Regions from separate parts of the Mus musculus genome. Here regions 1, 3 and 4 are each linked to region 2. A link is a loop called in an ENCODE intact Hi-C map of the cell type or tissue named here. Cell type or tissue: gastrocnemius. All regions are shown on one strand. Region 1 has its middle 19 kb from the start of Ddx18. Region 2 overlaps Ccdc93 (coiled-coil domain containing 93). Region 3 overlaps Ccdc93 (coiled-coil domain containing 93). Region 4 holds the start of Ddx18 (DEAD box helicase 18).

The links. Peaks named below come from ENCODE experiments on the same cell type or tissue, not always from the same donor. Only the 100,000 strongest peaks of a DNase experiment are listed, where the experiment ranks them.
Region 1: it touches region 2 in a loop (4-fold over the local background); 20 of 42 quality-filtered maps call a loop at or near these places.
Region 3: it touches region 2 in a loop (3-fold over the local background); 12 of 42 quality-filtered maps call a loop at or near these places.
Region 4: it touches region 2 in a loop (3-fold over the local background); 20 of 42 quality-filtered maps call a loop at or near these places.

The regions. Positions count from the first base shown.
Region 1 is chr1:121,545,052-121,553,051 of GRCm38, reverse strand. No RefSeq gene overlaps it. Among named protein-coding and RNA genes, the nearest start is that of Ddx18, 19 kb to the left of the region's middle. In gastrocnemius, a CTCF peak has its summit at 3,392 (motif pointing right); DNase peaks (open chromatin) are centred at 1,470 and 3,393.
Region 2 is chr1:121,438,196-121,446,195 of GRCm38, reverse strand. Ccdc93 (coiled-coil domain containing 93) reads right to left here. Exons shown (of 24, transcript NM_001025156.2): 4 at 4,303-4,414; 5 at 458-556. Among named protein-coding and RNA genes, the nearest start is that of Gm35243, 11 kb to the right of the region's middle. In gastrocnemius, no CTCF peak of the experiment used is centred here; a DNase peak (open chromatin) is centred at 4,933.
Region 3 is chr1:121,486,182-121,494,181 of GRCm38, reverse strand. Ccdc93 (coiled-coil domain containing 93) reads right to left here. Exons shown (of 24, transcript NM_001025156.2): 18 at 7,517-7,579; 19 at 2,952-3,060; 20 at 1,195-1,277. Among named protein-coding and RNA genes, the nearest start is that of Htr5b, 38 kb to the left of the region's middle. In gastrocnemius, a CTCF peak has its summit at 3,729; a DNase peak (open chromatin) is centred at 3,743.
Region 4 is chr1:121,564,899-121,572,898 of GRCm38, reverse strand. It overlaps Ddx18 (DEAD box helicase 18), which reads left to right and starts at 4,919. Exons shown (of 13, transcript NM_025860.3): 1 at 4,919-5,108; 2 at 6,731-7,018. The coding sequence starts at 5,024. In gastrocnemius, a CTCF peak has its summit at 4,857 (motif pointing right); a DNase peak (open chromatin) is centred at 4,891; H3K4me3 peaks cover 1,907 bases; H3K27ac peaks cover 1,218 bases.

The DNA.
Region 1 (8,000 bases), 110 kb before region 2:
CTGCACTGTCTTGCCCTGTCACAACTAGATACTGCAATTAACAAGATGGAAGGCAAAGATCAGCTCTGCGGGAACAAGAGACATTTGAAAAAAGTGCCTGGGAGTCTTAACACTTACAGAAGCCAGCCAGAGTGGTGGAGTACCACTGAGTAACTACAAAGACTTTCCTGGATAGAGTTTTAGTGTGGAACAGGCTAGTCTTGAATTCACAGAGACCATACTGTCTTTGCCTCCTAAGAATGCTAGCATCAGAAGCATACATCACCTTGCCTGGCCAGAAAAGCCATTGTTTGTTTGTTTGTTTCAGAACTAAAGGGATACAACACTTGTAGAGCACTTGCCATGGCAGAATTAGGGTCTCTGAAGCACATAAGTGCCAGGCGGACATGGTGACCCACCTGTGGCGTTGATGCGCTCTGGGTTTGAAAGACCCTGTGTCAGTTACATGGAAGCACTCGACAGTGACTGTCAGTCTCAGACCTGTTCCCATGTGTACAAGTGAAAATGAGAAAGCAGAAAGGTGATGATGCTCATTCAGGTTCTTGGCAGCATAACGTGGGGTGGGGCTCCTCCAGCTCGGTACAGGGCACCATCCAGAGTCACAGCAGGCTGAGACTTTATCCTGGACAGTGCTTGGCATTTGGTCAGAGCTGACTTCCTTTGAGCCCTGTAAATGAAGTTCATTGTGATGTCTAAAAGTGAACAAGTCAAATTTAACAGTCAAATCTTAGAGGAGTCCTTACACTCTAGAATGTTCTCGGTGGCATCTAATTACAAAGTTGTGTTGTCAATGAAATCCAAAATTGCCAGATGTAACTATATTTTGACCCCTTAACTTCTTGGGTTTCTAACACCTCGCATTTAGTAATTATGGCTGCAGAGGTCTTTTCTGTGTGTGTGTGTGTGTGTGTGTGTGTGTGTGTGTGTGTCTAAGTACGGGTTGCCTTCCTATAGACTGCAGATGAGGCACTTGAGATGGTCTTATCTCATCCCTGGTAGGTTTAGCCAACCATTGATGGGGCAAGTAACCTGACTGGTTCTCATGTGGTTGCCTTTATAAAAGTATTGAATAGCCATATGTAAGCCTCCTGTTGAAACTTGTCTACTCTGATCATGGTTGACAGTCACTGTGTAGCTCTACCCGGTGCTCGCTTTATAGAGCAGAGCAGCCTCACACTGGCATCTGCCTCTGCCTCCTGTGTGCTCCAGTCACGGGCGGGCGTGAGTACCTGCCATTCTGCTGTAACCTTGGCCAGTTAAAAGGCCAGCACCGGAAATGATACTAATACATGCAGTCATCCACAAATCAGGATCCTCAGGAGGCAGATGCTCCGGCTTGCCTGAGGGGAGCAGCTGTGCCTTTGTTGATGCTTTGTGTGGGAAGCATGCTATAGGCAGCCTAGGATTGCTCAGTAGTGTCCCATTCAGTCTGTGGGTTGGTATCCACACAGGAGATAAAACCTTGGCCGCATGCCCTTTGGAAGGACGTCTTCCCCTCTGGGTTTAGCATCTACGCTTGTCAGTGTGTGGAGGAGGGAAAGCTTTTGGTTTTCAGTTGCTGTGCAGCATGTAGACTTCCTGTTTGGAAACCATGTTTCCAAGTCCCGGGGGCTACCGAGATCACTTCCTGTGCTGGTTAGTAGTGAGAGTCGGCTTGAAGGGATTTAGGATCACTGAAGCATACTTCAGAATGTTTTCAGAAAGGCCTAACTGAGGAGGGAAGACCCACTGGATGTGACATCAGCGGTTCATAGACCAGGGTCCACAGGGCACCACCATTCACATCTCTGCCTTCTGACTGATGCAGTGCGAGCAGCTGCCTCTTGACTGCCCGCCATGGTGGACCGTGCCCTCCGACTGTGAGCTACAGTAAACCCTTCCTTTACTTGCTCCTCCCAGGTATTTTGTCACACCAGAGAGAAAAGTAACAAATACAGTTCCCATTAGGGAAGCAAGCCGCCTGGGACCGGGTCTGAGTCACCCAGCCAGATACATCTGCTCAGACTGAATCAGACACAGGTTGAAGGAGCGGAAACAGGCCCCTTCTCTTCTGGTTCTGAGGCTGCCTGCCGCGTTGGGATCAGGAGGTTCCCGCTGAGCATCTAGGTGGCAGCTGCACTTGACATCACGTGCACAGGAGACATCGCCACCCACCTTTTCTCCTGAGTATGTTCTGGGTTGGTTCTCTAAAGGCATTTATCAAAGTGACACACATCTGTAAGTCCAGCTCTGAGGAAGTAGAGCAGGTGGATCAGGAGTTCAGGGCCATCCTCTGCTACCCAGCAAGTTTGAGGCCAGCTTGGGCAATCTGAGAATCTCAAAAAGATATTTAAGATAATTCTCTGATTTTTTTTTTAATTTTAAAGAGGATCCCATGTTGCATGTGCTGACACCAAACCCTGTAGTCATAGATGATCTTAAACTTTTGATCCCCTTGCCTTCCACTTCTGAAATGTTGGGGTTACAAGCATGTACCCCAACTGTTACAGTGCTGGCAAACGAACTGGGGGCTTTGTGCGTGCCAGACAAGGACTCTACCCACTGAGTGACATCCACAGCCCCAGGGTCCTTTTCTTTCTATCTTTTCTTTCTTTCTTTTTTTTTTTTTTTTTTTTAAATCATTCTGGCTTCTTCATCCATTCTAAGAACCCAAAGATGCAGCTTTTATGATTTGCTGTCTTCACCTCTGCTGTTTGTGAGCTGGCCAGGCAGCTCACTGCATCCCCACTCTCTGGGGCCACAGCTCCCTGCTCTGGAGCTCAGAGGAAGGAGTTATTTTCAAGTAGTCAGGTTTGGGAACATCTAGGACGAGTACACATCAAAGAAAGAACACAAGGCAAGCTCAGCCTGGAAGAGCCTGCCCTGGATCTGGGAGCTTCACAGGCATTAGGGGGCGGGACTGCTGCCTCCGTGGGGATTGTCATCTGGAGAAGAGCGGACCAGAGAGAGAGTATCAGCCTCCAGGAGTTTCTGGATCTTGTGAGGGCTCACAATGGGACACTGAGGTAGTGGCTTGCCCTCTCTGGGCCCTGTCTCCTCATCCATAACGAGGAAGGGACAATAGCTCCAAGGATCACAAGCCATCAGCTCACAGAGGCCAAAGCTGTCAAGATCGGTAGTCAAACAGAAAAGGTCCCCCCTCACACCTCCCCATCAAGGAGGTTTTAAGGTGCTTTAGGCCAACAAGCTGTTTAAAAGGAGCCTTCTTGGAGGTGACGAGATGAGGATAGCTCAGTAGGTAAAGACAAATGTATCCAAGCCTCATGACTGGAGTTTGAACCCCAGAGCCCACAAAGTGGAAAGAGAGACCCGACTCCTTCCAGTTTTCCTCTGATCTCAACATTGCAAGCACTTGTGCACAGTTTTCCATGATTCTGCCTTGTGGCCAGCAGAGGGCCTCCAAGATAGGCCCAAGCCAAAAAGGGCAGCTACCTTGACAGCACCTGCTGAGTTGTCAGGAGCAACTTGGGCCTGGAGCTGTGGAGCTTTCGTTTGTGTTTGTGGGAAAGCACTAAGCAGGGGAAAGACCTGAGTGACATTGCCACGCCCTTTCACCCTCAGAGTGTTGGGAGAGATGGATCTGACACCATGTCTATCAGACTCTAAGTTAAGTTTCATACCTTGAGCTTCTCTGATCTTGCATCTCTCAGGAATACCTCGACACCTAGTTTTCTTGACCTAAGCACTTCCTGTGTTGTACCATCACCAAGCATCTGAGCAGCCATGAGAAGCACAGTGTCGATGTCATCCTGGTGGTAATAAGGATATAATACAAATCAGAAGAGGCCATGGCAGCTAATAAGTGTCCTGGCCCAGATTCAGGCCTGAATCCACCCCAGAGCTGAGACTCTTCCTCCCTGATTAAAGCTAGCTGAAGATCTTAGTTAGGGTTTTACTGCTGTGAACAGATACCATGACCAAGCCAAGTCTTAGAAAGGACAACATTTAATTGGGACTGGCTTACAGGTTCAGAGGTTCAGTCCATTATCACCAAGGTGGGAGCGTGGCAGCATCCAGGCAGTCATGGTGCAGGCAGAGCTGAGAGCTCTACATCTTCATTTGAAGGCTGCTAGTGGAAGACTGACTTCCAGGGAGCTAGGGTGAGAGTCTTAAAGCCCACACCCATGGTGACACACCCTCTCTGATAAAGCCACACCTACTCCAACAGGGCCACACCTAATTCTGCCCCTCCTTGGGCATATACAAACCATCACACTGAGGTAGTCCATTCTTCCTGCAAACGAATAACAGTTGTTATCCAAAGACACAGGCGGGAACAAGAACCGGAGTCCAAATGTAGGGCTGTGTGTGAGAGCAAAGACCAAAGGCTTAGCCTCAAGCCTGGTGCTACATAGATCACAGTAGACCAGACACCACAGGAGCAGTGCCCTTGACCTCATCCTCGTAGCATGTATTTGAGCATCTGAGAAGAGTCAGGGGTGCAGGAGCATCACAAGTTCAAGACCAGCCTGGTCTATATAGTGAATTATAGAACCACTATTATTGGGTGATGATATTGAACTGTTCACATGGACACACTACATTCTCAGCATCTTTAGGAGTCTAAAAGGTCAGACTAAAGGTGCAGCCAGATGTCTGGATAACGACACTTTGCCAAGCCTGACCACCAGAATTTCCTCACATGGAGGAAGGAGGAACCAGCCCATAAATTGTCCTCTGACCTTTTCACACATATACTACTTACCCCCCACACCTCTACACACATATACTACCTACCACACTCACACACACACAAAGCATATAAATAAATATTTTTAAACCAAGATCAGAATAGAAAATATGGCACCAGAGAGATCTGAAAAAATAGCACAGCTGGCTTTGAATAGGTAAATGGGCACATAAGCCATACCTTGTGTGCTCTAGAGCTGGAGAAGGCAAGGAAGCAGGCTCTGCTAAGCACCCCTGCAAGTTTAGATCTTCTGACTCTGTAAGGCTGTGTGGAGGTAGGGGTGCTGTGTGTGTGTGTGTGTGTGTGTGTGTGTGTGTGTGTGTGTGTACCATCCATGAATGTGGGAATCAGAGGACAACTAGAGGAAGTCAGCCCTCTCAATGTGGAGAGGACTAAATGAAGGTTATCAGCCTTAATTGGTTTTGGTTGGCTGTCTTTGTCTTATTGCCTTGAGACAGGGTCTTTCAGTAAACTTGGAGTTAAGATCACAGCCAGCAAAGCTCGCTCAGTGATCCTCCTGTCTCCGCAGCATGGGCACATGCTACATGTTTGAGTTTTCCTGTGACTGCTAGTATTTGAACTCGTGTATACATATGTATATGAGCATGTGTATAAACATGTGTATACAGCAAAGGCTCCTATCCACTGAGCTATCATCCCAGCCCCTGTGTTTGTTTTTCTATACTTATATACATTATGTAATGATTGAATAAAAACAATTAGCATTTCCATCACCTCAAATTGTTCTTATTTTTTTGCAATGAAAATATTGGTTTTAATTTTTTATTACTTTATTATAATTATGTGTGTGCATGCTGTGTGTGCCAAGGCATAGCCATAGAGATCAGAAGAGTCGATTCTCTCTTTCTACCTTTGAGTGGGTGCCAGAGACCAAACTCCAGTGTACAGACTTCACCAGCTGAGCCATCTCACTGGCCTGGGATGGAAAATATTCTTCCTTCCAATGCCTTTTGGTGATAAGAGTTAGGAGTACTCAGAGTTTTATTCCAATTTCTTTCTGTTCGTCTCTATGAATCTGTTTTGTGTGGTGAAGTGAATTACCATGGTAACATGAAATGAGCAGTGGGTGAACTTAACTGCCCTGTTGAAGGTGCCTAGGAGATAATACCAATAATCTAAGAAAGTCTCTGGGAGTAGAATTAAAGCTGAAGACAGAGGATGGATGGGTTCTGCAGACCATCAGGAAGTGCTGGTGTCACCAGCTCAGATAAAAGTCACTGTGGGAAACGACACCCATCCTCAAGTGTCCACCTACCCATCTCCAATCCTCTATCCCAGCTGCTCAGCTGATTAATGCAAACTGTGGGGGAAGCACTTGCAACTCAGAACAAGAAAAGGATGCTTCCCAGAGTCATCCTGAAGGAGCTCTTGGAGGCTACGTAGCCAGGCCAGAAGATAATCCAGACACACACACACACACAGAGATAAATCTGTGGTGACTCCAACCTAAAATTCCAGTTACTCTGGAGGATGACACAGACCAGACCTGTGAGTTAAGGCTAGTCTGGGCTACCTAGTGAATGCCCATTCTGGAGAAAAGGACTCAGATGCCCCAGACTTTCATGACACAGGTAGGTGGTGAAGTGCCTTAGTTACTTCCTCTTTGCTGTGACAAGATGCAAGACAAAACTATTCAAGGAAGAAGGGCTTCGGGGATCACAGTTTGAAGATACTATAAGGTCTCAGACAAGGGGCTCAATGTGACATTGAAGCGGATTGTCCTTTTGGATAAGAGATTCCTTAGGAGGAAGGTGAATAGCACGGACACACAGACAGCAGCATGGCAAGAGCTCCGTGGAGAATCCAGGCCCATGAGGCAAAGCAGGGATTCACCATCACATGTTCGAGAGACAGTGGAGGTCTAGGGCCATATGGCTGGTGAGTAGCCTGTGCTACTTGCTTGTAACAAGACTGACTGTTCCCCATGCAGCGCTGGAAGAGATATCATTCATCTCTTTGGTTATTGTGTATCCATCATTTGAGATGTGCCACCTGTAGACCCTAGTTACCTAGGGCCTTGAGTAGCCTAGAGTTTGTACATTTCCCCAGAGGAAGAAGAGAGGATTACAGGTTCAGAAGCAGACACTCAGTAGGGTCCCTGCCACTTCCCTATAGGGGTGGGAATTACCCAGTCAGCCATGAGGATGGAGAGAGGAAGAGGCTGAAGCATCAGGTCAGCATAGTGTGAGTAGCCTCTAGCCTAGACCTTACAGACACAGCCCATCCCACCTTGGAAGGGGCGGCAGGGGAGTGAGGCGTCTGGTCACACTGTTCCTTCCGTCAGGAAAGAGAGAAATGGATGCTGATGTTCAGCTCACTTTCTCCTTTTTATTCAGCCAGGGACCTCTGCCCATGGAATCATGCCAGTCACGGGGTAGGTCTCTACACCCCAGCTAACCCAATCACAGGCATGCTCAGAGGTGTGTCTCCTAGGCGACTCTAGATCTTGTCATATATTATGTCCATATCTGATCTATCTGTTTTAGAGATTTGTGGGCTACTTAGAGAAAAATATATTCTACAGTATTTGACTGTCATGTTCTGATCAACTAAGAGTCACATGTCTGGGCAGGTGACCCATAAGACTGGAGAACATTGTTCTCTCTGCTCAGCTTACAGCACACCAAGGAAATGGGACTCTCCAAGACCTTCTCTGCAGGTCTCAAGTTGGGAGAAGGCAAAACTTTAGGGTTCTCAGAAATTAGAATGTCTTCTGCCCCAGGGATCTTGGATAGACCTGGGGTTAGGAGGGCAGAGGAAGCGACAGGTAGGCATTCATCATGGAGTGGGAGGTAGAACAGCGAGGTTTTCATTTTTAAGTTAGATTTGTTTTAGTTGTGTTTGTGTTTGTCTGTGTGTGTGACTGTATGTGTCTGTGTGTGTGTGTGCGTGTGTGCGTGCATGCATGTGTGTGTCTCTATGTATGTTTGTCTCTGTGTGCATGCCTGTGTGTGTGCATGCGTGTGAGTGTCTGTTAGGGAGGTGGCATATGTACAATAGTGCAAATGCCTTCAGAAGCTAGAGGCCTGAGATCCTCTGGAACTGCAAGTATAGTTGATGATGAGCAGCTGATGTGGGTGCTAGGACCTAAACTCAGGTCTTCTGGAAGGGCAGTAAGGACTCTCACTTGCTGAGCCATCTCTCCAACAGTTTTGTAATTCTAGTTCCAAGGGCCCAGCATCCTCTTCCAGGCTCCTTGGGAGCCAGGCACACACAGCATGCTTACAGACATGAAGGCACAACACTTATGCATGTGAAATAAAAATACATCTTAAAAAACACTTTATGC
Region 2 (8,000 bases):
AGACAGAAGAGAGAGAGGAAGGAGGAGGACGAGGAGGTGGAAGGAAGATGGAGCAGAACCACGTGGCTTGGAGGAGCCACAAGTAGCAAGGGATCTCATAGCTGGGGAGTATAGTAGTGTAGTGGTATATTGCCCAGTCCAGGCGTGCAGCTTATAAATATTACAACCAAGCCGTGTGTCCTTTGCATGGGTTTATTGGGGTTGGAGATTTACGGCAACAGCTGAGCTCTTACTGCTCTTGCAAGAGGACTCAAGGTTGCTTCCTAGCATGCGGGTCAGGTGGCTCGCCACCTCCCAACTCTAGCTCCAGGGAACCTGATGTCTTTGGCCTCCTTAGGCACCTGCACCCATGTAAACACACAAGCACACTCAATCTACATACACCTGAAAGAGGAAGAAATTAAATACACCAGGACAGACAATGAGTAAGCAGAAGGAAGCGGGGCAGAGCACTGACCTCCGGGAGGCTGTAGGTCTTCTGGAACTGAGAGATGGAGTAGGAGCGGATGTAGTCTCCCATCTCTTCCTTTGTTTCGATAGCTCGTTTCACCAGCCACTGTGGGAGAAAGTGAGGTGAGATGACAGGAATGGACTCCTACTGCAGGGAAACTGTGCAGCCCGGGGATTCATGTCGGCACGACTGACCTGCCCAGGTGGGAAGAAACCATGAGAACACACTGCTACGAGACAAGAGCAGCCAGTTGGGCCTCTGAGGTGACAGGACCCGGTGACCTCGTGTGACTAGCCGTAAGTAACTGTGCAACATTTGAAAGCTATAGGCCTGTCCGTCTCTTCAAGAGAAGGGGGAGTTCCTTGGCATTCCTTTTGTTGTTGGAACAGGGTCTCATGGAGCTCAGGCTGACCTCAAACTCACTGTGTGGGTGAGCATGATCCCACGTGCTGGGATGACAGGTATGCATTCATCTTAATGTCAGTGGGTGATTGAGAGAGAGAGAGACAGAGACAGACAGACAGACAGACACTACAGAGACCACTTGAGACAACCCCTCTTCTGCTAGATGAAAGAAATCCTCAGGTGGTAGAAGAGTTTGTAGCAGTACAGGGCCTGAGGCCCTGGGATCACTGGCTAGAACATTCTCTGAATCCTTGTGACATTTCAGGTACAACCTTTATAGGACCTTACACAGACACTACATTACTCTCCTCAAATGATCTGCAGCTACAAGATAAAGCCGGGAGCTACAACTGGGAGGTTTCCCCATCAAGTGACTAACATGGGGTTTCTGTTCAAGTTGCCAGTCTCATGGAGCTGGTGTCTGGAAGCAGTTGGCTTTGCTAGTCCGAGTTTCCAATTAAAAAAACATCATGTAATTAAAAACACATATGCTGTTGTGCAGTTTTTTTCCTTCAAGACTGAAACAGGGAAGCTCTTTAAGCAAGGACTGGAACGTAAACAAGATCAAAATAACATCAGGAAATCCCTGAAACTGACCAGATTCACTAGACCCCTCCCTGGCAGAGTAAGTAATAAAAGCTGAGAATGGCCCTCAGACAGAAGGAAGCCAACCTGCAAAGAAGACACTCGGACAACCAAAGTGAAGAAGACCCTGAGACAAGACCAGCAGCCTAGAAGAAGCGGACCAAAGAAGACTCTGACACAAGACCAGCAGCCTAGAAGAAACGGAAACCAGGAAAGCTGCCTGGCAGAGCTTAGAGCTGGAAAGGATATTCTCCAACCTGCCACAGGCCACAACCAGCAGGCTGTGCAGTGTGCTCAGATTCCCAGCTGGTTTTGAGTCATTTCTGCTCCTGTAAGTAAGCCCTCACGTGAACGGATTCCTGTAAGAAACTCTAATAAAACCCCCATTGGTTCACTGGATTGGACTTTGGTGATATGTGTACTTTAATCTTTTGTGGGCTCCCTATCTTAGGTGAGCAGGCCTATGTGTTACGTCTTCCCAGAAAATGTTTTATCACACAACGTATGCACAAACATAATCACACAACGTATGCACAAACATAAATATGCACATCATGCGCATGCACACACACACACACACACATACACACACACACTCACACTCACACACTGTGGATAATGCCTGCTCTTCATTCATTCTTTCCGTTATTCACAAGCACATCAGAAGAAAGAACCATTTGTTAGAGTTGACAGTCCCTCCTCAGAGAGAACTCTCACATCCTCAAAACAATACGGGGGCAGTGGTAGTTTATTTCTCAAGTGCACAGCAAACTCGGCCAGGTCCAGCTGCCTAGGCACCTAGGTATATAAGCCATAGGGAGGCACTCCTAAGGCAGGAATAGGGAGATCTATAGTTCATTTGTACTGATGACTTGTGTGCCATGGTTTGCATGTGGAGGTCAGAACACAACTCTGTGGAGTTGCTTCTCTTCTTCCATCTTTACGTGGGGCCTAGGAATCAAATTCAGGTCACTGGGATTCCACAGATGCTTTACGTCCAGAATCATCGCAAGGACTCAAATTCTACAAGCAAAAGACACGATTAGGAAGCAGTTGCCCCAATAAGTTGACTTCATGAAAAACAAAAACAAAAACAAAAAAAACCAAACAAACAAAAAAAACCATGCTACACAGCACATACTCCACAGGGTACATTCCTGTGCTGTGTATATCCTAGGAAGAACATTCCTGTTATTAGCATCTTCCATTTATTCCCACTCTACCACCGACCCCACCCCCAGAGACCTTGGACATTAACTGAAATCATAGCAGAGCAGGGTGAGAGATAGCATCAGGGAGAGATAGCATCAGGCACCAAGAACCATGACTCTGGATCACACGGTGTTTGTCCTGGCTCCTTCTGTTGTTGTGATAGAAAATCCCAACAACAACCAAAAAAAAAAAAAAAAAAAAACAAAGACTTAGGAGAGCAAAAGCAAACACTATTTTATCTCACAATCGCAGGTCCATCACTGTGAGGAAGTCGAGTCAGGATCTTCAAACCTAGTCACAGCTCAGAAAAGAACAGAGAGAAAGGAACACACGCACGCCTAATGCTCAGCTAGCTTTCTCTACGGATAGAGTCCAGGGACCCAATCCAGGACTGGCATTGCTCACTTTCAGTCTATGTCTTCCCACATCAATTACAGCAGTCAAGACAATCCCTCACAGACACACCTACAGGCCAAGCTGATCTACACAATCCAGTGCAACTCTCTTCCAGTTAGGTTCTACAGTGTATCAAATTGAAGATGAGAACCAACCATGTAGCCAGGTGTGGTTGCCCACACCCTTCCGCATCTGGGAGTAGAGGCAGACTAGTTTGGCTAGGTTGGTCTACAGAGTGAGTTTCACAACAGCCAAGGCTTCAAAGGGAAAAACCTGTCTCAAACAATCAAAAACAACAACAACAACAAACAATTACAACAACAAAAATCCAAAATCCAAAACCAAAACTAAAACAAACAGAAAGCAGCAACCACAGAGCGATTGTCTCGGTTCACCTCTGCCTTCCTGCGGATCACCAGCCCCTCTCCCCGTTCTGACCTCTCAAGCCTGTGTCCACTGTGTCTGGGGAGATGTGCTTTGATGGACCATACCTAGTGTGATGCAGTAGAGAAGGGGAAGGCTGCATCCCAGAGCCTCTCACAGAACCCGCTGTGGAGTTCCTGCTGTCAAAGCTAATGTCGGTCAGATACTCACTTTCCACCATGACTGCTGCAGCACTTGCAAAGAGGATCTGCTCTCACAGACAGATCCAGTATGGGCAAGAGAAACAGACAAGTCTTAGCCGGCTGGTCGAGTCTACTTGGCAAGTAGTCATGTAAGGGTCAATGGCCAACACTGTCCTCTGGCTTTCACATGCATGTACTCACATGCATGCACACATGTGCATGCACACATACACAAGACACCCACACGCACTTGTATGTCCCCACACATGCACCTCCACACTCATGTACCCACAAACACATGTGCAACACACACATATGCACACGGCAATGCACATATGAAAAGGGAAAACAAAAGCCATTGGTGGGAACCTTCAAAGGTCACAGCAGAAGCCAAAGTGAAACTACTACCGTGCAGGGAGCACAGCTGCCTTTTGAGATTGCTGGCAAGAATCCCTGTCAGCTGCGCGGCAGCAGACCCATCCCACACTACACCTAGGGTCCAGGGCCCCATACCCATCCCACGCTACACCTAGGGTCCAGGGCCCCATACCCATCCCACGCTACACCTAGGGTCCAGGGCCCCAGACCCATCCCACACTACAGCCTGGGTCCAGGCTGGGCTGTGAGAGCCAGGTGTGTTCCAGGAACTCCCAGTTAAGAGGCAAGAATCCACGCAGAAGCCCTCACCTGCACGACAGGGAATATGTGGATAAAATCCATGCCCTGGATCTGGTGGGGCTCCAGCTGGTGGGGACACTTCATCCTTGGGAGGACGGAGACAATCTTTTCCGATAGAGCACTGTCCAGAAGAAAACAGTAAGCAGAGTCAGGACACACTGAGTGGTTCTAAAGACAGCTCTAAAGTCTAGGCAGAACTGTGAAGAAGTCCCAGCCTGGTCAGGGTGACAGTGACAGACCTGACCAAGTTCATCCCAGTAGACCAACATGAGAAGCACAATTCAGCTACATGCATGTAAGGTCACAAAGGATTCTTCCCATCATGTATTACACCTATTGCCTTCTTTCCTTTTTTTCTTTTCGTTTTTCTGGTTTTTGTTTTGTTTTTAAGGCAAGGTCCTGTGCAGCTCGGGCTGGCCTCAAACTTGACTCCTAGACAAGAAAGATAGATCCTCCTGCCTCCACCTTGGAACTGGTTTTATAGGTTCATGCCACCACGTCCTGGTCATGTGGTGCTGCGGACCACCTACCCAGAATCCACACTAATCCAAGGGAGACAAGTTCCAGGCCCTGGTTGGCTCTGAGTGTCTTTATGCTCAGCACACCACCACGCTGGTCTTTAGTGCCATCTTCAGCAGGAAGAGTGCTCCCCCTAGTGGGCCACAGAGCTCGAGCTTGAAAAAGTTCCATTTGGGAGCTTCAAATCCAGCGGCTGAGACCTCGACAATACACAACCAACCTTCTTGCTTTTCCAGAGGGCTCTCCCTAGCCACTCCTCACTGGCAGCTTAATCAAGCAATTCATAAGTGCCCAGAGGGGAGGATATAGCAAGTCATGTTGGGGTTTATGAGTCTCTTAAAACTGCCTCCCAGAAACTAGAGCCAAGCCCAGGCAGTCCCAGCAACAAGCAGGAGTGGCTGCCAGCACTAACCCTGGTGGCGGGAGCAATAGGGAAGGAAGCACACAGTAGGGAGGCAGGGCAGAGAAGGCAGGAAGACTTCTTAGAAACATTCGCCAGCCACCCTCAGCTCTGCTCAGGAACTCAGACTTCCTAAAAAGTCAGCAGAACTGTTTCGGAAAAGTCAGAGCTTCTTTAAAAGCTCGGCCAACCTAACACAGCCTGAAGTCATTTGAGCAGAGAGCCGCAATTGAGGAACTGCCCAGATCAGGCTGGCCTGTGTGAGTGGTTGGGAGGTTATGTTGTTAACTGCTCTAGGATCACCCACTCCATGGTGGGCAGCAGCATCCCGACCCAGGTCACCCTGAGTGTGTAAGAAAGTCAGCCAAGCATCAATCTGAGAGCGAGTGAGCAGGCTTCGGCCATGGATCCTGCTCCCATTCTTCCTCCGCATGCTGCCCTGACTTCTTCACAGCCTGGGACCTGTAAGCCAAATAAACTCTTTTCTCCCCTAAGCTGCTTTTGATCATGGTGTCTACCACAGCAACATTACAAAATCAAACAAGGGACACATGTGGATCACCAGGCAAACCTCTGAGCTTGAGATTTTAGTATAACACTGTCTGATACTTTAAGGGTATTTTCTTTTTAGAAAGGATCTTGCTATACAGTTAAGCATAGTGTCAAAACTGTAATCCTCCTGCGTCAGCTTCCTGAATGCCAAGATTACGGGTGTGCACCAGCACATCGAGCGGACTCTTTTAAAGTTTTACGTGTTACATTCACTATTTCCTCCTCCATGATGGTTCATTTGTCCCGGATCTAAATCCCAGCCCGACCACCTCTTGGACATCTGGCAAGTCACCAGCTCTCGTTCAGACAGACCTAAAACATGAGAAACAACGGGGACAGCAAGATGGCTAAGAGGATAAAGGCAATTGCGGCCAAACCTGACAACCTGAGTTCAGTCTCCAGGACCTGCATGGTAAGAAAGAAGCAACTTTTACCTGTGTCCAACTCTACATGCAAGCTATGGCGCACATACACACACACCACGCATGCACACATACAGAGAGGGGGGGGGGGGAAGAATCCTTGTCTCAAAAATTCAAAGGCAGGACAGAGATTCACATTTTAATTTTTAATTATGGGTATGTGTGGTCAAGAACAGGCATTGGATCCCCTGGAGCTGGAGTCATGGACTGTGCTGGCTAGTTTTATGTCAGCTTGACACAAGCTGTAGCCATCTGGGAAGACGGAACATCAACTGAGAAAACACAGCCACTAGAATGACCCATGGAGAAGCCCGTAGTCCATTTTCTTAATTAGATAAGGGTGAGGGGAAAGCCCATTGTGGATGTGCTGCCCCAGAGCTGGCGGCTCTGGGCTGTACATGAAAACAGTCCGAGCAAGCCTTGGAGAGCAAGCCAGCAAGCATCACCCCTCCAGTTCCTGCCTCCAGGCTCTTGCCCTGACTTCCTTCTAAGATGGGCTGTGATGGAGAAATGTAAATAAAATAAACCCTTTCCTCCCCAAGCTGCTTTTGTTCATGGTATTTTATCACAGCAGTAGAAAAGTAACTAAGACACAGACAGCTGTGAGCTGCCCAAGCTCGGGGCTGAGGGCTGAACCCTGAGCCTCTGCGAGAGCAGTGTATCCTTAATTACCAAGCTGTCTTCAGCCCCACACTTCACCTATTTGATATCTGTAGTCTGTGCCATGATAATTATAAACTTTATGAAGTCAGGGAATTTCTTAATGTTTCCAAAGTACCTGAATAATGTCTGAGCTGCAGTAGTAACACAGACTTGATAAATATTTATTGAAAGGATTAATGAAGACTCTTTTCACCTGATACTTTCAATTTTCTCCTTTAAAAAGTACCATTTACACTGGCAAGAAGGCTTGGTGGGTTAAGAAGTGTGCTGCCGGGCATGGTGGCACACACCTTTGATCCCAGCACTTGGGAGGCAGAGGCAGGAGGATTTCTGAGTTCAAGGCCAGCCTGGTCTACAGAGTGAGTTCCAGGACAGCCAGGGCTACAGAGAAACCCTGTCTCGAAACACCAAAAAAAAAAAAAAAAAAAAGAATCCCTGGGACCTAAAAGATGGAGAAATGGACTCCCTCAAGTTATCTTTTGATCTACACACACAACACACACACACACACACAGACACGCATACACACACACACACACTCACACACACACCACACACATACAGTCACACACACAGTCATACACACACACACAGTCACACACACAGTCATACACACACACATACACACACACAGTCTCACACACACATAAATACACACACCATTCTTTTAAAGTATCATTAGGTTGAAAAGACTGTATTTCCTTTTTTTTCTGATCCTGTCCCTTATATAGTAGTTACTATAAAAATGACTATACATTTAAGAATCTACTTAACTATTATCATAAATATTATGCCCTTACCATTTTGAAGGCAATGTTAGGATGGTAGTTGGGGGTATAAGGCCAAATAAAGACATTAAAAAGTCGACTCTAAATACTTAGAAATCAGGAGAGACTACACGATGCTAATGGGTTAAAAGACAGAAGCTTGGGCTGGGGAGATGGCTCAGTGAGTAAAAAGAATGTCTTGCAAGCCCAAGGACCTAAGTTGTAATCCTAACACACACACACACACACACACACACACACACACACACACTCCACATTCAATGAAAGGTAGGGGAAGTCAGGCATAGTGCCACACCACTATAATCCCAACACTGGAGAGGTGGAGACAATCCAGTACCCTGGCAGTGCCCTGGGGCACAGTGG
Region 3 (8,000 bases), 48 kb before region 2:
AAGAAAATCATTTTTCCCTAGAATGCATGACAACGAGAATGAGGAAAGATGGCTTTTTAAAGGGGACTCTAGTGGCAGGACTTTTTGGACAAACTGCCAGCAGGGATCAATTGGTCTTCCCAAACATCACTCTCTTTTGAGGCTATCAGTCCAGGGTGGGCCAGTAGGGTGGAGACAGAGAAGATAGTGCCTATTCTCCACTGCTCCACTCCCACACTGAGTCACCATCTTGGCCAGCTGCTGAGTGGTCCTGAGAGTTTCTGATAAAACACAATCTTCATGGTCCTGTTTCCATGGAAACTGCCCCTGCCCTCAGAGCTAGAGCATCCATCTGACCTTGTGAGACATGCTGGGAAGGGCTCTGTCTGCAGGTCCCCTGGCTGTACTCCATGTACCTGTTGGCTCATCTGTAAGCAGTTACTATCCCTGGACTTTGCGTTTGAATGTGCACTTGCGTGTGGAAGCCAGAAGACAACCTCAGCTGCCATTCCTCATGAGGCTGTCCACCTTGCTCTTTAAGACAGGGTCTATCACTGATCCAAGCTCATCCAGGAGGCTAGGCTGGGGTTAGGGCAGCGGTCCCCAGTGGTCTATCTGTCTCTGCCCACCCAGTCCTGGCATTACAAGCACAGTACCATGCCAGGTTTTGGTGGTGTTGTGTTTTGTTTTTTTAATGTGGGTTCTGGCCATTGAAGTCAGGCCCTCGTGTCTGGAAGGCAAGCACTTTACGTACTGAGCCATCTTCCCAGCACCTCAAGCTGGTGTTTCTCACATGATACTACAGAATGGGTAAACACCAGCTTTAGTTCACTGCAGAGAGCTCCCACTGCTTTGCAGTGACAGTCCCCAGTGCTTGGCACAGGAAGGCAGTCACTCTCTACTTCTACTAGACACTCCGTCTCAGGCTCTAGGTCCATCTGAATCTTCTGGAGCTACCATGCTGTCAGTGGCTCATCTAAGTTATCTTCTTTCCATAAAGGCTCTTCCTCAGGCCAGTGTGAAGTCTTAAGTACAAAGGTGCTTGCCGCTAAGCCTGAAGACCTGAGTTCTGTTCCTGGAGCTCACACGGTGTAAGGAGAGAACCAAGTCCCACTAGCTGTGCTCTGACCTCCACATATGCACAACGCCTCCCCTCCACAGTAAAATTTTAAATGGAATACGAAAAGAAAGAAATAAGCAGACAAAGGCTCTTACCTCCTTCTCCAGGTAAACCTTTTTGTCATCCAGGGTATTGTACAAAGTGAAGAACTGCTTGGTTTCCTTGTGCACTGCGGAAACTGCCAATACAGAGAGATCAGCATCATGTCAGAGCATCAGTGAACCACAGCATCGCAACCCCATGCGGCATGTGCCCAGGGCTATATGCACACTTAGTCGTCACGGAAGCCTGTGTCTCTGTGCATGTGTGTTTGTACGTGTGCACATGTGCATTCAGAGGTCAGAGGTCGGCAGTGGCTATCTTTCTGAATCCCTCTTCACCTTATCTTTTGAGACAAGCTCTTTCAGTGAACCCAGAGCTCACTTACTAAGCTCGTCTGGGTGTTCAGTGCGCCTCAGGGATCTAGCTGTCTCCAGTGTGTGTACCTACACCTGGCCTATTAAAAAACATGTATGGTTGCTTTGCCAGCATGAATGTATATGCACAACATGTGTGCCTGGGACCCATGGTGGGTGTTGGATCTCCTGGAACTGGAGTTATGGGCATCTGTGAGCTGTCATGTGGCTGCTAGGAATTTAACCTGGGTCCTCTGCAAACATATACACTAAACAACTGAGCCATATTGCCAGCCTTTAAAAATAGACAAACAAACAACAACAATATGTTTCTTGTGCTTGAGATCAAATTCAGGGCCTCAATCCTGTCAAGCAGCACTTTAATTAGAGGGACCATCTTCCTTGACCCTGAGAGTGGCTTTCTGTTGGGGTTGGTCTGTACCCCAAGATATGGCTGCCCCCAAGATGACCAAATTCTCATGTATACCAGCTTTTGTTGTGTAAACCTTGCTCCCTAAGTTAATTGGCCAATAAAAGGCTAAAGCCTGTGACTGGGCAGAAGAGAGAGAGGAAGGTGGGACTTCTTGGGAGGGGGAAAGGAACTCTGTGAAGAAGAAAGTCACATGTGCCGACGGGTCTGAAAGGTATAGCTAGTCATGTGACTGGATGGGGCTAGGTGGTCAGGTTAACTTAAATGAGCTAAGCGAGAGTCTGCCTAGCTAAGAAATATTAAAAGGTCTCAGAATAACTGCCACTGTATTAATTTCCAGCATTAATTAATATATACAGAATATTAATATTTTTTAAGCTTTGAGCCTGATATGCTGCAGTGACTGTGCAGTAGGCTGAGGTGAGGCAGGTCCTGGATTATGGAGAGAACACGATGCTCTAAAGCAACGCTAGTGAGACTCTGTGGAGCACGACCATGGGCCACCAGGAGATGCTGGGGTGGGGATGCTTCACAAGAAGCTGGAAAGAAGAGGGGGCTCAGGTGACTGCACGCGGCTAACCACCATGAGAGCTGGCCAGTGCTGGCTCTCAAGGTCCCGAGTCCATCTACAGAGCAAACAGAGACCACGAGTCATCTCCCAGGGCTGTTCAGCAAGCCCAGAGATGAAGTAAGGTCCTTTTCTTTTTTTCTTTTTTAAAGATTTATTCATTTAATTATGTAAGTACACTGTAGCTGTCCTCAGATACTCCAGAAGAGGGCATTAGATTTCGTTACAGATGGCTGTGAGCCACCATGTGGTTGCTGGGATTTGAACTCAGGACCTCTGGAAGAGCAGTCAGTGCTCTTAACTGCTGAGCCATCTTGCCAGCCCCCGTAAGGTCCTTTTCAATGTGGCCCTTGTGGACTGCGCTCTGACCAATGCTACATTGCGCTAAACTGCACGAAGCCCCTTCCCTCCCATCCCTCACAAAGCCCAAGAGTCTGTGTGTTTGATCAATGCACCTACTCTGACGGTAGAGTTCAATAAATCGCTTCTGATACTGTATCAGCTCTGCTCGACTGGGCACTTCGTCAATCTTGCGATGCAAAATTGCTATTTCTCGATTTCTTCGTGCCTAAATGCAAAGGGACAGGAGAGAACACTTGGTCAAAGGCTATATTTGTCTGCTCCTCACAGCTGAGCCAGCCACAAAGACACACATTCCTGTACTGGCCTGAGGTCCTCACATGGAATCGTGACTGACCAGAGGACAGGCAGTGTAAGGAGTCCCAGATGACAGGTGCCATCCTGCTGCCTATCCAAAATGTATTCTGAATTCCTCTACTTAGAAGCCTACTAGTTTCTCAAAGCCTTTCAAAGGGACCAGACTGTCCTGTCAGGTATTTAGGAGGCAGCAGGATGTTTCATGAGGACCACACCACTTAGCTTCCACACCACGGCTATATGCAGATCTCAGGACCTGGGCTGAGCACTGCCATTTTCTTGAGCCTTCGTTCTTCCTGTCTGTGCCCTACCAGTCCGGGGTCTTGCTTCTCTCTCAGCAGCCTCTCTCTCATCTCTCTCCTTCTGAGTGGCGGGGCTGACCTCGAGTTTCTTCATGGGAATCTTAAGGTACAACCATCTGATGTTTAAAGTGTGTAAAGCTGCATGTGCTTGCTTGCTTGCTTACTTCCTGGCATATGCCACAATGGGTGGTAGAACTCAGAGGACAATTTGTGGGCGTTCTCCCCTCCCACCATGTGGGTCCAGGAATCAAGCTTGGCTGTAAAGGACGGAATCCACCTCTAGGTGGAGACATGCCCTTGTCTGCTCCCTTAAGGGTTAGTCCAGCAAGACAGGACAGGGACCAGGCCAGGGGACTGCCTGCCTTCCTGAGTCAAGGCTCAGAAGAGTGTTAACTACTCGGTTGGTTTTCTTTTCTTTGTCCTTTCCTTTGTAATGCTGGCAAGAGCCTGACTACACTTTTAAAATCGCAAACGAATGCCCTTGGCCTTTCGCTCATTTTCTGAGCTCCCTCCCTACTGTGTGCCTCCACGTTTATCTTCACTCTCCTCCTGGGCAACTCTGATTCACAGCCCGCCTGCCTTGGGGTTTGCCTTTTAAACTCTAATTAATAAATTGTCCTTGAGCTTCTGTTTGAGTCTGTTCATAATTTCTTTTATTAATGAAGCCAAGTACCCCACGAGAAAACTCCATTTTCCCTAGCATCACACGATGGCTCTGCTGGACTCCCCGAGTCTTCTAGTGACCTTGCTCTCCTGCTTTCTAATTCTTTAATGGGCAGAGAAAGTGAACCTGGTCCTGTGCCCTGCACAGCACACATCTTTACCCTGGGGGCTGTCTCACACCAGCACTCATGCTATACTTTGTGACTGTGTCTTTGTTTCTAGAATGTCCTGCATGTGTGAGGGTGCCTGTGGACAACGTGTGAACATTCGCTGTTCATCAGCACTTACATTTGCTCAAGTCTTTGCTGAGCTGTCTCCCCACCATTCAGCCTCCAGCCTCCTGCCCTGACAGCCAGGCCTGCTTAGTGCCTCCGTCCTTCAAGCCTCAGCCTCTCTCTGCTTGACAAATGCTGTATCCCAGTTCCCTCCCAGTTAGAAGACTCCTGCCAGGAAGAATTGGGGTAGACTGTGGCCCAGGGCTCAGGAGACTCAGGAAGAAAACAAACCATGATCTGGGAAATTTACAAGGCTCACTGGGTCCCTCCCCAAGGAAGCAGCAAACAACTGCTGGGAGAGGCCACTGACCAGCCATGATGCTGCCTAGCAACCACTTCAAGGAGACTGCCACCTGTCTAGCGGCCTGCAAATGGTACAGGGGCTTCAGGGTTGCACTTTCATGAGTTGTCACTTGTGTTACAGAGGGCTTTTTGGTGAGTTACCCCTGCTCTGTGTAAGTCAGTCCTCACCAAAGGTAGGGTCAGAAATAACTGCAGTAAGAACTCACTGCTTCACCAAGGACTTTGATCGCCGTGAGTTCCCTAACTGCAGTCACTGGAGTATGCTTCTCATGTCTTGACAGGAAAAGTCTCACTCTGGAAGCTTTCTGGGGCATGGGTGAATGGAGGAATCTGAGTTTCTAGATCCTTCAGTTCTCAGCCACTTGCCACATTGGACTCAGATTATTTTCTTAAATAATCCATCCCGACTGATTATTCCCCCTCCCCTCTGGACCCACCCTTTCTCTCTCTCCTTAGAAAAAAACGGGCTTCTAAGAGATAAAGCCAATCCTGACAACAATAAATACAATAAAGCAAAATCTATCATACTGATGTTTGACGGCAACCCAAGCTGTCCGCTCACCTGTGAGCAGCCTGAGCGCCTCTCCCATCACCCTCTCTCTCTCGTTCTTGCTTGATTGCTCACTAGGGTTTAGTTTGGGGTCTTGCCCACATGCCCACAGCCTTAGTTACCATCCCCACTACAGACTGTTTTCCAGCCCAAACTCTTTTGAGTTGGAGCTGACACCAATCATTCTTCCCACAATGCTACCTAATGGTTACTGCCCCCTCAAGTTTTCATGTGTGCAACGTGGTGTTCATATGTGTGTGTATGTGTGTGTGGGGGGCCTTGTGTACACATACACATGTACACATGACAGCCTAAAGTTGATGGCAGGCATCACCCTATGTCATTCTTCCACCGTATCCACTGAGGCCGGGTCTGTCTCTCAGTCACACCTGGAGCTCTTGCTAGCCAGCTTGCTCTGGAGACCTTCTTGTCTCCCTGAGGGTAGAATTCCAGGTGGGCCACTAGGTGCACTTGGAATTTATGGGGCTTCAAGGGATGCGATCTCTGGTCCGCACACTTGCAAGGCAAATGCTTTTTAAACTGCTGAGCTGTCTTCCAGAGAACCCAGTCCAGACCAGCAGAGCTTTTACTTACACTTTCTTCAGACTGCCATTCATGTCCCCGCCCGTTTCCCAGTGACCTCCACATAACCTTGATCTCCCTCTTCCTCTCATCCAGCATCACCAAATTCCATGAGATGCAGCCCTCACTTTCCCCTGCCCCCTCCACTCACAGATCCTGCTGCCTCTCCCAGGCCAGGCCCTCAGCAAGCCATTGGTTTCCTTGTATCTTCTAGTTTGGTCTCAGCCTCTCCCTAGTAGTGCATTCCCCACACAAACAGCCTTGTAGTTTGGCATATATGTGCAGATCTTGGTCCTCAAATAACCAGGTCCCAGAGGGCAAGTCTTCCAGTTCCTGTTACTGGGACCTGATACATTATCAGTCAGGGTCTCCAAACAGCAGTAGGGCCCAGATTGTATTAATTCTATGTACCTTTAAATATTTGCACTTGGTTTTGCTGAAGGCTGAGAAGCCATCTTTAAATATTTGAAAGGTAGTCATGCATGGTGGTGCATATCTATAATCCCAGCACTTGGGAGAGGGAGGCAGGTTTATCAGAAGTTCAAGGCCAGCCCAAGCTACACATACAGTTTGAGGCCAGCTTGAGCTATAACACTTGAAACACTAAAAGTAAGAATAGTGCTCTTATATCAAGGACATATCTGACTCATTTGAATATGATATGGATATCTCACAAAATAATTAAGAGCCAGAAAGATGATAATAACCTCTCATAGGCCCATGGAGCCCTTTGGCCATTCCTACCAAAGCTTAGCTTCCCAGGAACACAGACAAAAGAAAAGAAAGTGACCCAAACCGACATGTAATACAAGGCCAAGGGTCATTTGTGGGTTTGAATCTCCATGAGCCAGGCACTGGCAATACAAAACGGACTCAGAAACGAAGTACTGACTGTGCTTAGGTTTGGAGCTGGCTTCACCATCTCCCCACCCCGTTTGTGAAGCTATGCTCTCAACTCTCTAGTTAGTAAGTAGACCTGAACTTCAATCCTGCTTCTGGGACCTACCTGAGGCTTGCCTTTGGAGAAACAACCTACTGAAAGTTGTTTTTTATCACTTTATGCTGTATGGGGGTTTTGCTTGCATGTATATGTATGCCTGTGGGTGCCTAGTGCCCCTGGAAGGCGGAAGAGGGTGCTGGACCCCCCAGAACTGGGACTGATAGTTGTGAGCTGCCACGTGGGTGCTGAGAATCGAACCTGGGTCACGTGGAGGAGCAGCCAGTGCTCCTAACTGCTGAGCCATCTCTTAAGCTTCCACCAAAATGTATTTACCTTTTTAATGATCTGTATTTGTATGTGTTTGTGTGAGGGCATGTGTGCCTGGGCGTGGGTACCCGTGGAGTTCAGAAGATGGTGTCACATGCCCTGCAGATGAGAGGTACAGGGGCCGTGAGGCAACTGACATGAGTTCTGGGAACAGAACTTGGAACATGCAGAACTCCTGTAATTGTGATGCCAATCATACTTACTCTGAATGCAGGGTAAAGTTCAACTCCAACTAGCAATGCTGAAAGTAACAGACACTTGTGTTGCTGCCAGCAACTCCTTACATCATAGCATGTCTGGTTGCAATGGGAGCAGTGAGCAGGTCCTGGCCACGCTAGCTCTTATACACCTATAACTCCATCAGTCACAGGACATGCATACCAGCCAGGCATATCTATTCGGCCCTGGTCCTTGTGGATACTCACCTGTAGTAACCGGATCTTGTACAGCTTCTCTTTTTCCATGTTGTACCGTCTGTCCAGGTCCTCCTAAAAGTGACAACAGGCCAGCCAGAGTTATCTAGAATGGAACTTCCATTCTCTGACGAAGTCTTTGAAAGTTGAGAACATCTAACCATATTCTCTCAGCCTGAGTTCCTTCTCTCAAACGACCAACTTGAGGACTTCACACCTGAGAGATACCTCCACATCATATCCTAATACCTCCCCCTTTATTGGGATCCTGGCTGAATCCAATCTTCTTTCCAGAAGAAACCAATCATCTATTGTTACTGTGGGGGAGCATATTTGTGCCACAGAAGGAATTGTAGAGGGAAGATGACCACCTTGTAAAGTTGGTTCTCGCCTTCCATCTTATGTGGGTTCAGGGGATTGAACTCATGTTACCAGGCTTGCAGGACAAGTACTCAACCTGCTGAGCCACCTCACCAGCCCCTAAATGCAATGTTAA
Region 4 (8,000 bases), 130 kb before region 2:
TTTCTGTCGTTGTATTGGTTTTTTCTGTTTTTATCCTTTGAAGGGCTGGATTCATGGAAAGATAATGTGTGAATTTGGTTCTGTCATGGAATACTTTTTTTTCTCCATCTGAGGTAATTGAAAGTTTGGCTGGGTATAGTAGCCTGGGCCTGCATTTGTGTTCTCTTAGTGTCTGTATAACATCTGTCCAGGCTCTTCTGGCTTTCATAGTCTCTGGTGAAAATTCTGGTGTAATTCTGATAGGCTTGCCTTTATATCTTACTTGACCTTTTTCCCGTACTGCTTTTAATATTCTGTCTTTATTTAGTGCATTTGTTATTCTGATTATTATGTGTCGGGAGGATTTCTTTTCTGGTCCTGTCTATTTGGAGTTCTGTAGGCTTCTTGTAGGTTCATGGGCATCTCTTTCTTTAGGTTTGGGAAGTTTTCTTCTATAATTTTGTTGAAGATATTTGCTGGTCCTTTGAGTTGAAAATCATCTACTCCTATTATCCGTAGGTTTGATCTTCTCTTTGTGTCCTGGATTTCTTGGATGTTTTGAGTTAGGATCTTTTTGCATTTTCCATTTTCTTTGATTGTTGTGCTGATGTTTTCTATGGAATCTTCTGCACCTGAGATTGTCTTTTCCATCTCTTGTATTCTGTTGCTGATGCTTGCATCTATGGTTCCAGATTTCTTTCCTAGGGTTTCTATCTCCAGCATTGCCTAACTTTGGGTTTTCTTTATTGTGTCTACTTCCCTTTTTAGGTCTTGGATGGTTTTATTCAATTCCATCACCTGTTTGGTCATGTTTTCCTGCAATTCTTTAAGAAATTTTTGTGCTTCCTCTTTAAGGTCTTCTACCTGTTTAGCAGTGTTCTCCTGTATTTATTTAAGTGATTTATTAAAGTCCTTCTTGATGTCCTCTACCATCATCATGAGATATGCTTTTAAATCCGGGTCTAGCTTTTCAGGTGTGTTGGGGTGCCCTGGACTGGGCGAGGTGGGAGTGCTGGGTTCTGATGATGGTGAGTGGTCTTGGTTTCTGTTAGTAAGATTCTTACATTTGCCTTTCGCCATCTGGTAATCTCTGGAGTTGGTTGTTATAGTTGTCTCTGGTTACAGATTGTTCCTCTCGTGATTCTGTTAGGCTCTATCAGCAGACCTGGGAAACTAGCTCTCTCCTCTGAGTTTCAGTGGTCAGAGCACTCTCTGCTGGCAAGCTCTCCTCTTACAGGGAAGGTGCACAGATATCTGGTTTTCGGACCTCCCTCCTGGCCGAAGATGAAGGCCCAAAACAGGACCTGTCCCAGAAGATGTGTTGCTTCGGCCTGTCACAGAAGCTGTTAGCCTCTGTAGTCCACACTCTCACCTGCACAGACTAGTCTCAGAGGGATCCGGGAATCAAGATGGCTCCCCCAGGTGCTCCTGCAAAGCCCTCCCAGGCCGGGCGGACACCTATCCTCTGGCAAGGAAGGTGCCCGGATGTCTGGAGCCTGAAAAGGGGGCTGCCTAAGAAGCTCTGTGCCTCCTGCCTGTCCCAGAAGCTGTTAGCTTCTATAGTCCACACTCTCACCTGTGCAGACTAGTCTTGGTGGAATCCAGGAACCAAGATGTCTCCCGCCGATCGGTTCTTTCTTTTTTGTATAAAATACAACACCTACTATGTTACAATTTTTAATGATAGGTCAAAACCTACAATTCAGATACAAACGCAATAACTAATTATGAATGTGCTCAAATGTCTAATAAATACTTGATATAAATTGTGTTCAGAGTGCACAGCCCAGAGATAAACAATTAATTTTTTGTTTTGTTTTTGTTTATCAAGACAGATTTTTTCTGTGTAACCCTGCCTGTCCTAGACCTGCTCTGTAGACCATGCTGTCCTTGAATTCACAGAGATCTGTGTCCTGAGTGCTGGGATTAAAGGCCATGTGCCACCATGACCATGCAACAATTAATTTTAAAGTAACCAGATATCCCTGTAAAGGATGAGCTCAGCAATAAACATCAAACTTTCAAAGACACAAAAATATGTTCCATCTGGATTTGTCGCTGAATCCTGAATATTTCTGTTCCTAGTTTTTCATGGAGAGTGACTGGAATATCATTTGTGAGAGGCGGAGGAGACAGCTCATTTGTAAAGTACCTGCTGTGCAAGCATAAGGACCTGAGTCTGAATCCGTCAACCAAGTAAACGGCAGACTAGCAGTAGACATCTGTAGTCGTGAAACTCGTGGACAGAGACAGAAAGATTCCTGGAAAGTGTAGGCAGAGAGTCCGGGGGAACCAGTGAATTCTCCACTCAGTGACAGACTCTTGTTTCAAAACAATAAAACAGACTTGCTATTGAAGAAGACACAGGTCATTGATTTGTGCCCTCCATAGGCACCTGCACACATATACACATGCCCAAGTGCACACAAACACACACACAAAGAAAATATTTCAAATTTAGTCTGTTCTAGCCCTATAGCTTTTGTGACCCTACAGGCAACAGCCATTTGATTGCCTAAAGACAACCAGGCTGTGAAATAGCAGCATGGCATGCTAATTTATAGAATATTTACAGTAATGCAGCACTTTGAAGACTCCTATATACTATAGAGTGGTGAATTTTGTAGAAAATGGTATTGAAAAGATCATAGACGATCACTTCGTGTGTTCTGGGGATATGATTCCTGCCATTATGCCTAAAGACCAGGATTTAATCTTCAGTTCAACAATAACAACAACAACAAAGGTAAAGAAAGAGCCTTATTTCAGAGATTAGAGCAAGTGTGATCATTACTTCTAACGATTCTAAGGTGTTGGTACAACAGACTGATTTATCCCATGAATCAAAGCCCTTCTTCTCTGATTAAAATATAAGAATCTACATTTTACTTTACGACACTATTCTTGGTTCAAGGATCCCAGGAGAAATTTCAAAGAATAGCATGGGTAAAGCATAGTTGTGTAATTTAAATGTTCTCCACTCCACCCCTGTGTGTGTGTGTGTGTGTGTGTGTGTGTGCGCGCGCGCATGTTTGTGCATGTGTGTTTTCATCAAAGGATATCCTTGGATGTCAGAGTTCTTTGAAGTAACAGAATTTAATAGGATGACTCTACATAGATAGATAGATAGATAGATAGATAGATAGATAGATAGATAGACAGACAGACAGGATAGAATTTATTGGAATGACTTACAGACTGCAGACCAGCTAATCCAGCAGTGGCTAGCTGTGAACAGAAAGTCCAAGAATCCAGTAGTTGCTCAGGCCACAAGGTGGTCTCAGTTGGTCTTCAGTATATGCTGAAATCCCAAAGAAGTAGGTTCTAATGCCAGTGAAGAAAAGATGGGCTAGCAAGACCAAGGCAAGCAGGCAAAGACCATGTTCATGTCCTTATACCTTCCAGTGGAAGATGTGGCCCAGATTAAATGTGTACCTTCCAGCCTTAAGATCCAGATCAAATGTGTTTGTCTTCTTCCCTCAAAGGTCTGAACTAGAAGTGTATTCACCCACTTTAGACCAAGAAAAATAATCTTTCACGGGTGTGCCCTCCTTTTCTGGATTGTAGTTCATTCCAGAGGTAGTCAATTTGACAACAAGAATAGCCATCACAGATGTCAGTCACTATCCATCTTGAGACATGGTTTCTCCTAGACCTGGTCTTACAGGGATGCTGGCCTCTGAGCACCAGTACAACTGGCTTTCTTCCTATGAGAGGTAGATGGAACTCAGGGCTTGTATTTGCAAGGCAATCACTTTATAGACTAAGGCATCTCCTCAGCCCCAATTATAATACTTCTATAGACTTAGGAGTAATGTGTAGCTCCATTGAATGGTGACTGACATGAAAGAGGCCCTGGGTTCAATACCCAGAACTGCAATACTGAATTAAAGACTCTATCTGCATGCCCATCCCGGGACTGACTGACTGCTGACTCTCTCTCTCTCTCTCTCTCTCTCTCTCTCTCTCTCTCTCTCTCTCTCTCTGTCACACACACACACACACACACACACACACACACACACACACACACACACACACACACAATCTATGCACAATGGAGGCTGAAGGAAGACATCACCCAAATGTCCATCCTGAAACCAGGATCTTTCTCAGGCAGCGCACGAACTTCCCTGTCGGTATGTTTTCTGTAACTGTGTTTCTGTCTTCGTGGAAGTTGTGTAAAAATTCAGTGTTTTACCTATGTCATTCACCATACATCTACCGCAAACTAGCACAAAAGTGAAAGAAAGAAAGAAAAAGAAAGAAAGAAAGAGACGAGAAGAGAAGAGAAGAGAAGAGAAGAGAAGAGAAGAGAAGAGAAAAAAAGAAAAGAAAAGAAAAGAGAAAAAAAGAAAAGAAAAGAAAAGAAAAGAAAAGAAAAGAAAAGAAAAGAAAAGAAAAGAAAAGAAAAGAAAAGAAGAGTGCAACGCCCTGAAAAATTGAGGGAAAACTATACGGTGAGAAAAGACGTTTGTGTGATACAGGGTCCAAATTGAAGTGGGTTTGTTGTTGGGTTTTTGTTTTTGTTTCTTTAGTCTTTTTGTTTTGTTTGGAAGGCACTGGGGTGGAGGGGTGGAGTGCTGCCCTGTGGACCAGGCTGGTCTCAGCTCAGAGATCCACTTGCTCTTGCCTCCCTCACGCTGAGACTAAAGGTGAACACCACCATCCCCGTCTCCCAAGAAGGTTTTAAGACTTAAACCTCTTCTGACAGGATACTGGCACCTCTCTAGCAGTGAAGGGAAAGAGACTCTTCTGAGCCACAAGGAATTCCGTCTTCCAATCGGCTTTTTTATTGTGCAGTCTTGGTTTGTAAAACTCTGGGGCCATTAGCAAGGCGAACGGGTTCACAACGAGTCGTCCTCCAGTCGCCAGGGGGCGCTGCAGGAAATTCGGTCTCCAAAGGGAACCCAGCTCTCACCAGGAACTGTTTCCGCCCGAAGCATTTCCGCCCCGCGGGTCCGCAGGCTCCAGCGGTACACTTCCGACTTGCAATTGCGCACGTGCATCTGTCTCGGTGCAGACGGCTGGGCGGCCTGGCAAGATGTCGCAGTTACAGATGAAACTCCTGCGCAGGAAGATCGAGAAGCGGAATGCCAAGCTGCGGCAGCGAAACCTGAAGCTGCAAGGTGAGCTGTGCTGAACCCCGCACTGGCGAACGACGTGGGGAACCCAGGAACTCGGCGGTGCGCTGGGCAGCTTCCGGCGGGAGCCGGGGATGCGCGGCACGAGCAGGCCGCCTGGGTCCCAGCCCCCGTGGACCCTTCATTGGTTCTGCCCTTTGCCGGCGTGGCTTTCTCGACTCAGGGTGAAAGCGGGAGGCCTCGGACTTTCTTCCCCAACTTTCTATTGGCAAGAAAACCTGCAGATTACCCTAGACCCCCCCATCAGCATCTTTAGTCCCCACGTAGAACTTTGTATCCATTACGGTTCCCGACTTTCACTTAATTGCTCGATCTCATCCCCTGCCCAAACTTACGAATTGTTTTCCTCGGAGCTTTCCCAGTGATACAGCTCTCTCCCCCAAACCCGTTCTTTTCATTCCTGCAGCGATCCTCTTCATATGTTAGGCAGAACCCTCCCAGTGTTTTTTGTCGCGCACAACTTAGTGAATTCCTTAACGTCTTGGTTTTGGCACAAGGGCTTAAATGAAAAATTTACACATGTCACTTTCTTGTTGCAGTTTCTGTAGCTTGTTTAGGTTACCTACCTGTAGGGGTTCTTAGCCTTTGTAATGCTGTACCCCTTTAATACAGTTCCTCATATTGTGTTGACACACACACACCATAAAATAACCTCGTTGCTACTTCATGGCTGTAATTTTGCTATTATGAATCGTAATGTAAATATCTGGTATGAGACAACTGTAGTGGGGGTTGGGGGGTCGAGAGATCAGTATGTTGAGGATCGCTGAATAATTGTCTAGACCCACGCAATTTTCAACAGATAGTATTTGAAAGACATCCCAGAGGGGATGGTGGATTTTAGGCAAAAGTATTGATGTTCCTTCACTTAGTACCTGTAGAATAATTAATGCTACTTAGTAGCTACTTCTTGGTGTGGGTAATGATGTAAATTAAAGATGGTGTTGCCTTCATTCTCTTTGTATGAAAATGGAAAACTTGTGAGGATAGTTTGGGGCTTTAATAGGGTTTTAATGAGTGGTTTTCGTTTACTGAATTTTCAGTTCACCAAAGTCTAGGAAAGTTGGGTTTGAATGAAGTGAAATTATATAAGTAATAATTGTGGGAATGCGAAGTAAATATCATTCAGTTATATTTATCAGACACTTGGCCGTGGCTGTTCCAGTACTAGCTCTGTATACCAGGCTGGCCTCAAACTCATAGAGATCCACCAGCTTCTGCCTTTCATGTACTAGGACTAAAGGTGTGTGCCAACACCAGCAGGCCAAATGCTTAATGTTAAAATATATATTTCTCCTCATTGCTGTTTACTAATCATTTGATTTAATTATGTGATCTTGCTGACATTTTTCTGTCACAAATTTCTATATAGCCGTAAACAGATAGGGTCTTTTGAAGTTAAAACAACTTTCCTTTACTGACATTTTTTTTTTCCATAAAGAAAATGTGCCTTTTCTATAATAGAGTACCAATATTTGGTTTTAACAGTGAACATACAAGAAAAACTAAATGATTGGGGTTCCAGAAAACCCATAATTTCTCCTGTGAAGGTCAGTGTTTATAAGTAAGCTTTCTCTTGTCACAGTGTAAGTTCTGTTTTTAAACAGAAACATCAGACACAAGCCTGTCCCAACCTCAAAATGGAGATGTGCCTAAAGAAACAGGAAAAGGTGGAAAAGTGAAAAAGGCCCTGAAACGTTCTGTGCCTGTGGACTCAGCAGAAGCACAAAGTGGAGGCATGCCTGAGGAGACCTTGGAAAATGGCAAAGTTAAAAAGTCACCCCAGAAACTCACAACTTTAGCCAACGGAGAAGCAGCACCAACACCACCTCCTGATTCAGAAGTAAAAAAGAAAAAGAAGAAAAAGAGGAAAATGGCAAATGATGCCGGGCCTGGTAGGTTTTTGGTGTTTTGTTTTGTTTTAATATTGGTCATTCAGATAGCTTTTCAGCTCTTGGTCACTTTTCTCTATTGTTGTATGTGTGAAGCATCCCCTATGCTCACCACCATGAGTCTACCCTGGGAGCTAAAAGACACCTTTTATTGGTAGACAAGGGAAGTGGGTTTTAGGTTTTCCCTAGATTTGTATGTGTTTTAAGTTAGCTGCCCTTGGGAAAAGTTCAAATTTGATAAGAATTTCTTTAGATTTATAATACTCCACTATGGGTTTTAGGGAGCAGTTCATTGGGCTTTGTAAATAAACTGGATCTATCATCACATAGTCTTTTGGGTTTGTATATTTCCGTGATTTCGAACACAACATGGATCTATGATGGTGATGGGATGATGGTGATGGGAAGTATCTCCCAGGCTTTTCTGTGTGAAGGTACTTCACATTAATCATTCTTTGATCTCTTGATTTACTTGTCTTTTGCCCATATATTTTTGTAAGCCCTCTTCCCCATAAGTACTTACTTGCAGAGTCTGTAAGATAACTTGTAGGAAAGTTGTGAATAAATAAGACATTGATTTTTCAAGTGAGCAGATAGTACAGGGCACTGTGTGCCTTAGTCGAACATGTGCCTCTTTCCTCCTGAAGTGTGAAACTCACAATTGCTGCCCTGATACTGCTTAGTGGGATTTCAAATACCCTTCTTTAGAGGCAGGCGGTGTTAGTGTACGCTGTCAATCCCAGCACCCAGGAGACAGGGGCAGGCAAATCTTCGTTCAAGGCCAGTCTAGTAAGTTGAGCTCCAGGACAGTCAGGAAGGGCTACACAGATAATTGTTGTTGTGGGGGTGGGGTGATCCTTTTTTGTTTTTTGGGTTTTTTTGATTGTTTGTTTGTTTTTCGAGACAGGGTTTCTCTGTGTAGCCCTGGCTGTCCTGGAACTCATTCTGTAGACCAGGCTGGCCTCGAACTCAGAAGTCCACCTGC